Regions from separate parts of the Homo sapiens genome. Here region 2 is linked to region 1. A link is a loop called in an ENCODE intact Hi-C map of the cell type or tissue named here. Cell type or tissue: PC-9. All regions are shown on one strand. Each heading gives the region's core, and the rest is flanking DNA. Links, peaks and the distances in the headings are about the cores only. Region 1 overlaps STARD13 (StAR related lipid transfer domain containing 13). Region 2 overlaps STARD13 (StAR related lipid transfer domain containing 13).

Region 1 (5,381 bases), core at 223-5,222:
GCAAGAATGGCCATAATAAAAAAAATAAAAAATAAATAGATGTTGGCGTGGATGCGATGAAAAGGGAACACTTTTATGCTGCTGGTGGGAATGTAAACTAATACAACCACTCTGGAAAACAGTGTGGAGATTCTTTAAAGAACTAAAAGTAGAACTGCCATTTGACCCAGCAATCTCACTACTGGGTATCTACTGAGAGGAAAAGAAGTCATTATACGAAAAAGATACTTGCATATGCATGTTTATAGCAGCAAAATTCGCAATTGCAAAAATGTGGAACCAACCCAAATGCCCATCAATCAATGAGTGGATAAAGAAACTGTGGTATATATATACGATAGAATACTACTCATCCATAAAACGAATGAATTAATGGCATTCACAGCAACCTGGGTGGGATTAGAGACTATTAATCTAAGTGAAGTAACTCAGGAATGGAAAACCAAACATCATATATTCTTACTTATAAGTGGGAGCTGAGCTATGAGGATGCAAAGGCATAAGAATGACACAATGGACTTTGGGGACTCTGGGGGAAAGGGTGGGAAGGAGGTGAGGGATAAAAGACTGCAAATTGGGTTTAGTGTATACTGCTAGGGTGACAGGTGCACCAAAATCTCACAAATCACCACTAAGGAACTTGCTCATGTAACCAAACACCGCCTATTCTCCAAAAATCTATGGCAATAAAAAATTTAAATAAATATATGGTTGGTAACATTTGACCATATGTATAGGAGAGGCACCTGACAACCATAACTGAAGCATGCCCTGAGAATGACCGCATTGTCTAAGAAGAATGTGTGTTTGGAGTCCCAAGCTAAGGAATCTGAGAGTGGCCAACCTGGAGTTTCACTTCTTATCCATGAGGGACATTCGAATCCCTGGCCCATCCCTTGGAACACAGGCCATACAGGGAATCAAGGCCTTTAGTTTTGGGTTAAATGGAGGTTGCCAGGTGGAGGGTGCTAAGTAAAAATGCTATATAACTGCATGCTTTTTATAAACAGTAGTGGTCTTCCTGTGTAGTCTGCTATCACTGGACTGCCCCATATGTAAGTCCCCCCAATAAACCCTATGTCTCGTTGGCTGGCTTCAGGTCTCTTCTTTGGCCTCTGGACATGGTACTATCCCTGCTGGAGTCAATAGGGATCTGGCATGACACCATATGACACCTATCATAGCCCACAGGACATGAAATTTGAAAGACATTTCTACTCTTGCAGCTCATTGTTTTTGATGGCATGTGCCAACTAAGTACTGACATGCCACTTGGGGATGAGTGAGGAGGCTGCCCCACCCTTGTGACTCCATGGTGTGAGCACCTCCTGCCTCCTGCCTTTCACCTCCACTGCTTGGCCTCTTCAAAACCCTCTCCATCCAACCTGCTCCTGTCAAATATGTCTCTTGTCAGACTGAGCAATGTCAGACTGAGAGCATTTATTTCATGGGCAGGAAGCCAGAGTGGCTGCTGTGATGTCTGACTGCACGTGTGGTGCAAGCACACAGGGGAAGGGGGCCTTAGATTTTCTCAGGTCAAGGAGGACCATGCGGCCTGGCCTTCTCCACTTAGCGCTGCATGAGCTCACTGGGCTGGCATCAGAAAGCCCTTCCAAAACAGGAAGATACAAGATAAAACCTCCAAGAGAGCAAGGGAGGAGAGTGATGCTCCCTCTGGGAAGAATGCACCAAGCCAGAAATAAACACCTTCATGAAAAATATTTTAAAAGTTAAGCTCAAAATTGTTTTTTAAATGCAGCTTTACTGAAAAAACTATAAGCTCAGAGTCTCTGCTGGGGCAAGGATAAACAAAGCACGGTTCTTTCCAACAGGAAGCCCTCAGTCTAGCAGGACAGGTAAATCAGGCGAGTGATTTATTTTAAAAGAGAAAGACAAGGGAAATGAACATTTACTGAGTGTCTACTTCATGGCAAAGCTTGGAGCAGACTATATTACACACACATACACACACACACACAAATTCACACACATCTCATTTTATTCCACTTTACAGAGGAGAAAACAAAAGCTCATAGATTTCAATGGTGTCAAAAGTTACACGGAAGTAGCCAACTTTTTACTGTATGGCAAACATACCTGCTAGCAACAGCTTAGCTTGAGCAACACCCTGAGAGTTACCCTATGGTTTAAGAGGAATGCGTGTTCAGAGTTCCAAGCTAAGGAATCCAGGAGTGGCCAACCAGAGATTCATTCCTTATCTATGAGGAACATCTGAGCCCACGGCCTGTCCCATGGAATGTGGGCTGTCCTGGGGAGTCAGACCCTTTGTTTTGGGTTAAGTGAAGGTTTCCAGGTGAAGGGTAAGTGAAAATGGTACATAAATTGCATGCTTTCTGAAGGTGGTCTCCGTGCTCCTGTCCAGCCTGCCACCACTGGAACACTCTGCATGTAAGTTCTTCTCAATAAACCCTATGTCTCATTTGCTGACTCTTGAGTCTCTCCTTCAGCCTCTTGAACCTGGTGCCATCTCTACTGAAGTGAATAGGGGTCTGGTACGACAATATTCAAATCTAGTTCTCACTCCAAAGCATGTAATTCCAAAGCCCACACTATTCCTACATTATGATGCCTATTTCACTTCATTTGTCTGACTCATAGGAACCTGTTTAACCTCCTTGTTAAATAGAACATTATAAGAAATGCTGCCATACCTTAACACAGCAGAGTACTATATAAATTCAGATGGCATTATTGTAACATATCTTTCATTCAGTTGTCTGTGAAGAACAGATAGTAGTTTATATATTTGTGAAACTCAGCATTAAGATTTTGATATTAAAAAGACAGGGAAGGATACTCTGTGATAAATACGAATTAGGTCACATCATTCTATGCTTGGTTATGCTGAACAACACGGCACTGAAAAAACAGAGAATACCTGTAAGATTATTTCTTCTAAAGGAGAACCTAAAGGTAAACCTAGAACTTGGATGACTCTACAAATAAGGGCCCTGGAAATCTACAGGGCGTCTTCCCTTTCTAATTTTAAAAATATAACAATCGTGTTTACTATATCTATTGTGAAATACAATTACAGGGTACTATGTAAGATGCTAAGGGGTGGATAAATCTCAGAATAAATAAATAAAAGTAACTTTCCATGGACTGAGGGAGACGGTCACCATGCAGTACGCCACAGTTCCAGGGCATGACTGTAGAGCAGGGAAAAGTACTGCAAAGACACCAATCTTTCTTTGATGTGTGTCCCTTTCTTCCCTTTGAGTTGGGTTCCTGCTGATCCTGAGGGAACCCCTCTTGCTGCTCCTCTGCTTGACCATCTCAGCGCCTCCTTAGAGCTCCAGCTGACTCTCATCCTGCTCCCCCATGCAGGGCTGGTTACATGATTTGTGGATCCCAGTGCAAAATGAAACAAGTATAAAAATAGGTCGGATGCAGGAGGTGGAGCTTGCAGTGAGCTGAGATTGCACCACTGCACTCCAGCCTGGGCGACAGAGTGAGACTCCTTCTCAAAAAAAAAAAAAAAAAAAAAAAAAAAAATAGGTCAGGTGCAGTGGCTCACAGCTGTAATCCTAACACTTTGGGATGCAGAGGCGGGAGGATCACTTGAGGCCAGGAGTTTGAGTCCAGCATGGATAACATAGCAAGACCCCTGGGCACGGTGGTGCATGCCTGTAGTCCTAGCTACTTGGGAGGCCAAGGCAGGAGGATCTTGAGCCCAGGAGTTCAAGGTTGCAGTGAGCTATGATCACGCCACTGTACTCCACCATGGGCGACAAAGCAAAATCCTGTCTCTAAAAACAAACAAAAAAAAAAAAAGAAAGAAAGAAAGAAAGAAGAAAAGAGAAGAAAAGTATAAAAATAGACAACTGCAGATTCCAGACTGAAATACTGATGGGTAGAGGAACGCTTTTCCATGATATACCCACAGCACCTTATCAAAAAGTTACAATCAGACGCCTGTTCCTGCTTTAACTTTTTTCTTCCACAGCACATTTCACCTTCACACTGGTTGCTCACTTTTTGGCTTTAATGCCTGTCTTTTCCTGGATTAAAAACTTGATGAGGCAGGGATGTTTTTCTGTTTTGGACATTGATATATCTTCAGTGGGTAGAGCACTGCTGGCACATAATAGGCATTCAAATATAAAACACCTGAATCATACAAATGGAGAACACATGTGAAAACTAGCTGATATAGCAAACTGAATGGCTAGAAAACTTTACACAATAATAAGGGAATGAATTTCCTCAGGGTCATGAAACACATTGATCTGAAATTCATGGAAATAACTCTAATTATTTATTATTTTAGATTCTAGAGAATGAGTATCAGCTGGTTGTAGACAATGAATATTAGCTATAAGGGTGAAGATGATCCCTTATAAAAATGACTGCATTTAGGCCAGGCGTGGTGGCTCACGCCTGTAATCCCAGCACTTTGGGAGGCTGAGGCAGGTGGATCATGAGGTCAGGAGTTCGAGACCAGCCTGGCCAACATAGTGAAACCTCGTCTCTACTAAAAATACAAAAAATTAGCCGGGTGTGGTGGCGGGTGCCTGTAGTCCCAGCCACTTGGGAGGCTGAGGCAGAAGAATTGTTTGAACCTGGGAGGCGGAGGTTGCAGTGAGCCAAGATTGTGCCACTACACTCCAGCCTGGGCAACAGAGCAAGATTCCATCTCAAAAAATAAATAAATAAATAAAATAAAGGCTGCATTTAATATTTGATATCTCTAGAAAACAGTTGACTGAAAGTCATCCAGGTTCTGATTCTAATGGATTACACTATGTCATTAATTGTTTCCATAATTCAGAACAACAAAAGAATAGCATTTTTATATTAACAGAAAATGTTTGCCTTCTATAAAATGAATGGAGGGATACAAAGTTATAGAGAACTGCAAGAACAGATGAGAGATTTACTGAATATCGTTGGAGCAGTTAGAGGAGTTCACAATAGTCCTTACATTCATTACAATAGTTAACTTACCCCCATATCCATATAGATAAGCCCTGGAAGAGTATTCAGTAGTAGATGGACTACTGAAATGAAAACACTCGTCATCAACTTAAAAAAAAATTGTGGTGAAATAAACCTAACAAAAATTGTACCATGTTAACAATTTTAAAGTGTACATTTCAGTAGCATTAAATATATATTTATGCAACCAATCTCCAGAACTTTTTCATCTTGCAAAACTGAAACTGTATCCACTGAACAACAACTCCCCCTTTCCCTATTCGCCAGCCCCTGGAAACCACTGTTGGATTTTCTGTCTCTATAAGTTTGACTTCTCCAGGTGCCTCATGTAAGTGTTTGTCCATTTGTGATTGGCTTATTTCACTTAGTATAATGTCCTCAAGCTTCACCCATGTTGTAGCACGGTAAACATTTCCTTG
Region 2 (5,381 bases), core at 238-5,237, 66 kb before region 1:
CAAATCTTCCTTCTGAATCTTGCCATAAGCCAAAGGGGAAAATAGTCTATGGTTGTCTGAAACTAGGTACATATTCCCATCACGGTATAGCATTGGCCTGTGATTTAGCTTACACAAGGTAAAATAAACAATGGCTAGATTCTGTAAGAATACAAATTGGATGAAACATATCCCTGACAGATGTAAACGCCTCTTTAAGATCTGACTGCCTCAAGTAAAAGAATATGTCACAGTGGAAGTATTCATCACACTTTATCAAAACCACTGCAAAATTCTCGTGTGAGTGAAGCCAATCTGCATTTAGGACAAATATTTAGCCCCAGTATCTGCTTCCCTTTAACTTAATCATAAGTAATATAAAATCCTTCAGATAATCTGAGTTGGTCTAATACTGGTTCCTTGGAAAACTGTTCCTGCATGGATGAAAATTTCAATTATAGAATGTATTTGCAGCATGAATAGTGTGTCCTCCATTGGATTGGAGCCTTGATTCAGACAGGGACCATAATTTATTCTTCTTCTAATCCCCATAAATCCTAGAAGGAAGTTTTATACATGATAGGCTCGGTAGGCTTTTCTTTTTGAACTGAGCATGCTTTGTTCATATAGGTCCAATCAGTGATTGACTTTAAGTAGTTACAATAGACCTTGTATAGTCAGGATAGCAGAATTATTCTCCACCACTGAGTATGACAGGCTATGAGTTGCATCTTATTTGCATTCTTCATGCCTAGTACAGGCCCTGGCTCAGAGCCAATCCATTCAGATAATGTTTGCTAAGGAAACATTAGATCCTGGACAACACTAGGGACCACTTGGACTGATGCTTTTATTTTCAGATGAGAAGATAAAGTCTCTGAGGGGACCATATGCTCAAGGCAGCCACACATTAGTGAGCAGCCAAGCTAGAACTTCTTTCTGCCATGTGATTTATCTGCTCCTGTCTACTTAAGAAAAATTTTAGGAAGGCCTGGGAAATGAGAGCTTATGTCATGTACCCAGCACAGGCTATTCAATAAACACTTGTTTCCATACCCTCTCTACTTTCTCCATGGGAAGAGAAAACCCATGGCACATGATGAAGCCTGTCCTCTTCATGTTTTGAGCAAACTGAATTCATGTGTTAACCTAAACACAGCAGTTTGACCCTTTCAGAAGATAATGATACTGCTGCCACAACCTGTTAATTTTTACTGTTGTCTTCAGAATCCTTGAGAAGGGCTAATACGCTAGCAAATGTGAAATAGTAGTCTCATTTTAAGAGTGAAACTTGAGGTTCTAATGGGAAAGTCAACAAGAAGAGAAGAAGCCAAGATTCGTTCATCCGACAGTGCGCTGTGTACCAGGAATAAGTTAGGTGCTGGGAATACAGTATTTAAAAAGATATGGTCCCTGCCCTTGAGAATCTCATGGTCCCATGTGGGATAGAAACATGATTAAAAAGAGAAGAAGCTACTCACTTTCTGAGAGCATAGGGACAACGCCTCCCAGAGGAGGTAATATTTGAGCATACCTATGATGGATTAAGAGAAATTTGCTGTCTAGGCAAGGAGAATTACAGGAAAAAAAAATAGGCACAAAATAGCAGGGTATAATCCAGGAATTGCAAATATATGAAAAGGGGTGTTAGTCTGTTTTCATTGCTATTAAGGAATACCTGAGACTGGGTTGATTTATAAGGAAAAGAAGTTTAATTTGGTTCATGGCTCTGCAGGCTGTACAAGGAGCATGGTGTTGGCCTCTGCTTCTGGTAAGGCCTCAGGAATCTTACCATGACAGCAGAAGGTGAAGAGAGGGTGTGCATACCACACGGTGAAAGCAGGAGGGAGAGATAGAAAAGGGGAAGGTTCCAGGCTCTTTTAAATAACTAGATCTCACGTGAACTAACTGAGGGAGAATTCAACATCAGGAAGATGACACTAAACCTTTCATGAGGGATCTGCCTCCATGAGCCAACACCTCCCACCAGGCCCCAACTCCAACACTGGGAATTGAATTCCAATGTGAGATTTGGAGGGGACAGACATTCAAACCATATTGAGGGATAAGCCTGGACAAGCAGGCAGGGGCTAGATCACAAAGGATTCAAATGAAGATGTTAGGAGCAATCTGGTACAATGAGGAGCTACTGAAGGATTTAGACAGGAGCGTAACATAGATTTGCATTTTAGAAATGTAACTGGCAGCAGGATAGAGAAGGAACTAAAGAGAAACAATTATAACATGGTTCTAATAGTCCAGGGGAGAGATGGCAGAGAGATGCAAAAGGGGAGTGAGAGTGGGATGTCTGCGTGAAGACAGAGACTCGGCCATTGGTTGATGTGGAAGCTGCAGAGAGGCAGAAACAGAGGATGACTCCCAGATTTCAGACTTTGCTGAACATGCCGTTAAACACAGAGGAAACAGGGAAATAGGGAAGTTGACAGGGAGCTAAGATATGGGGGAGATCATGATCATGCTCATGTTTGGATATGTTAAATTTTAGGGGCCCTGTCACATTCAGACCCACTTGGGAATGGTCCACATATGGATGATATACACAGAAGATACATAATAATTAAAGTCAATCATCCAGGGGAAATCCAGAACTCTGGAGAATTACAGTGGTTAAGGCATGGGCCAAGGAAGGGAGCCAGGTTCAGGGAAGGTGCAGTCAGAGATGTAGGAGTCGACAACAACTAGCTGAAGATGGTGTCCTAGGACCCTGGAATTGAGATAGAATGGGAGTGGTGAGAGGCTCCTCCTTCACATGTTTTTTTCATTTTTTTTCTTCTTCTCTTCTCAAAACCCATGCTACTACTTTGCTGACACTATACCTGCTAACCCCGAGGCTTCAGTCATACAAAAAAAAAAAAAAATAGCCATTCTTCTGTGCTCTTATAAAGTTTTACCCTGTCTTTTACTTAAAGAACTCCAGGAACTGGCCTTAGGAAACCAAACACTGAACCAAGTTTGCAGTGTCCCACCTCAGAAAGGAATGAGGAACAACTAATGTACAGCCTTGTTGCCTCCAGCCAGACCTCAAGGTGGCCCATTACTCAAGATAACCATCGTGACCTACTCATCCCCTACCCACCATGGGCTTTGCCCAGCCCAGCCCACATACCTCCTCCGATGTCAATTCTCTGCCTAATAAAAAAAATCCCTCCCAGCTCTTTTTGGGAAACTAGCTGGAGGATCCTTGGGCCTCTGCTGTCTCCCTTGTGCTCAAGCACAAGCCTTGAAATAAAAGCCTAGTCTGGGAAATGTGCCTGGTCCCGCGTTAATTCCCGTATTACATGGGGAGCCGAAGAGCCCGTGGCCTATAACAGAATGAGCATTAAAAAAAGGAGGGAGTAATTGGGTGGCTGTATCAAATCTTTAAGAAAGAGTAAGTGATAAAGCCTAAAAACACTTTTTGGATTGAGCAGTTCATGAGGGCAGTATTAGGAAAGGCATGGACATTCTTTTAAAATGTCTAGCTAAGAAGGAGGGTGATTTAGGTTATTTTGAGGAGAAAGTGAAGAATTTATCACCACATAGTCTTCTCTAACATGAAGATGCCATCAAGTAATTTGAGAACTGACAGGCTGTTTTCTTCCAGGTTCCAGTTCAATTTAACAAATGTTTATGGAAGTCCTGCTCAGTACAAGGCCATGTGACACCAAGCACCCACGATATACCACTGACTAAGATGCCATCCCCACTGTTGAGCACTTGGAAATTGGTAGAAAGTCCCTTGCATGGTCAGCAGACCCTAATGGAAGTAAGGCGGTCGTCAGCAGAAAATCGAGCTGTGCACAGACTGCCTGGGCACACAGGAAAAGAGCCAGAGAGGGATGCCCAGGGCCTGGGAGGATGGCCAGGAGTGCAGGAACGGAGGGACCAGGAAGAAGGACCAGAGAAACGCTGGGCGACTGTGTGCCGGGAGGGATGTTAAGCAGCCTGTGTGCCCTGAGTATTGCAGGGTGGCTGGGAGGTGCCCGGGCCCAGACCAGCAGGGGCGTTTGACTCAAGCTGAAACAGAAGCCTGGAGAGACACCCAGCGGCCCTCTGCCTACAGATGTATAGGAAAACAATAGGACTCTCTCCTTCTTTGTAGTTTAGATTCCCATTTGACATCTAAACTGCCAGACTTTAGACTGGTCATGAAGTCTCTCGTGTTGATTTAATGACCAGTTTCCTGTGATACTTCTAATATTCCTGCCAAAGGCTTGAGAGAAATAACAACCAGGGGCATGATGAGTTCAACTCTTACAGACAATTCTGATTAAAGCCTAGCAGCCTGAACTTCTCACCCAGGCTCCTATGTATGTCCTAGCCCGGCCTGCTGGGGAGTGTTCCGGGTGGGGCCCTCCAAGACATTCAGGAACCTAAGTCACTGAGGATGTGTTCTTAACCTAGGGATCAAAGGCAAGTCAGGGAGCAGCTCCTCCTCCTCGGGCTGTAGCTGCAGGGCATGGGAAAGGTCTCCATGCTGGCGGACTGTTGGAAAATGCAGATTCTGGAGAGCAGAGATGGATATACTAATGCCAAAGAGACAATTCTGGTATGTAACTCCATGAGGGTGGGGCCTTTCAACAATCACAGGCCATCCACAGGGAGGGTGTCGGGCGCACTGGGGGCAGGGGGCAGGAAAAAGAAAGAGGACAGTCAGAAGTCAGAAGTCAGCAGGTGGTGTCACCGTGCCACTACGCAGCCAGGGAAGGCCACACCTCTGTTCAGCTTTTCCCTCTGATGTTCTGCCGAGTGGTCAGGCTGCAGCAGGAATACTGACCTCTGTTCCAGTCCATAAACCCCAAAAGAACTGCCCCTGGACATTAGTTGAGGTGTGGAAGAAAAGCAGTTAAACATTGAGGGCTCTAGCTATACAAAGAAAATTAAGTATATGTATGCTGTCCAGGGACACGATATCTATGTGGAACTGTGTGAATTTCATTTAGCTTGTGCAAGAAAATAAATGTAAATAAGCTATGTGCTTTAATCATCAGGACTTCAAGGAAGAACATAGGCTCTCTTGGCTATTCAATAAAAAGTGATGGCCAAAGTGGCCCGGGGGAAAGAACTTAAAACAAAAAAAAAGTCCAGGTTTTCTTGGACCTCTTTAGTTTGTGGAATTTCAGACCAATTTTATATTCACATGTGCTTGTATTGGAAAATTGAGTGGGGTGTCCTTAGCTTTTTATTGTAACTGTTTACAATAATTGCATCAGATCCAGATAATTTTTCTAGTGAGAACTGGTCCAGCTTCAAGTGAGGGTCATGACTAGCGATTTCTGAGAGAGGGTCAAGAACTGAAGGCTGAGCAAAGCAGCCGCGCGGGAACCGGCTGCTCAGGAGCCCACCCCTCACTCACACTGAGGCTTCTTTCCTTCCCCTTCCCCTGGGGCTTCTTTCCTTGG

Evidence for each region. Hi-C counts contacts between places; a loop is a spot of excess contacts. Peaks named below come from ENCODE experiments on the same cell type or tissue, not always from the same donor. Only the 100,000 strongest peaks of a DNase experiment are listed, where the experiment ranks them.
Region 2: it touches region 1 in a loop (10-fold over the local background); 7 of 110 quality-filtered maps call a loop at or near these places.

Annotation. Positions count from the first base shown.
Region 1 is chr13:33,216,029-33,221,409 of GRCh38, forward strand. All of the region lies in intron 1 of STARD13 (StAR related lipid transfer domain containing 13), which reads right to left. Among named protein-coding and RNA genes, the nearest start is that of STARD13-AS, 59 kb to the right of the region's middle. In PC-9, for the core only: no CTCF peak of the experiment used is centred there; DNase peaks (open chromatin) are centred at 2,153 and 2,613; H3K4me3 peaks cover 1,102 bases; H3K27ac peaks cover 4,251 bases.
Region 2 is chr13:33,149,574-33,154,954 of GRCh38, forward strand. The region is part of intron 3 of STARD13 (StAR related lipid transfer domain containing 13); the gene reads right to left. Among named protein-coding and RNA genes, the nearest start is that of STARD13-AS, 130 kb to the right of the region's middle. In PC-9, for the core only: no CTCF peak of the experiment used is centred there; DNase peaks (open chromatin) are centred at 2,968 and 4,338; H3K27ac peaks cover 3,737 bases.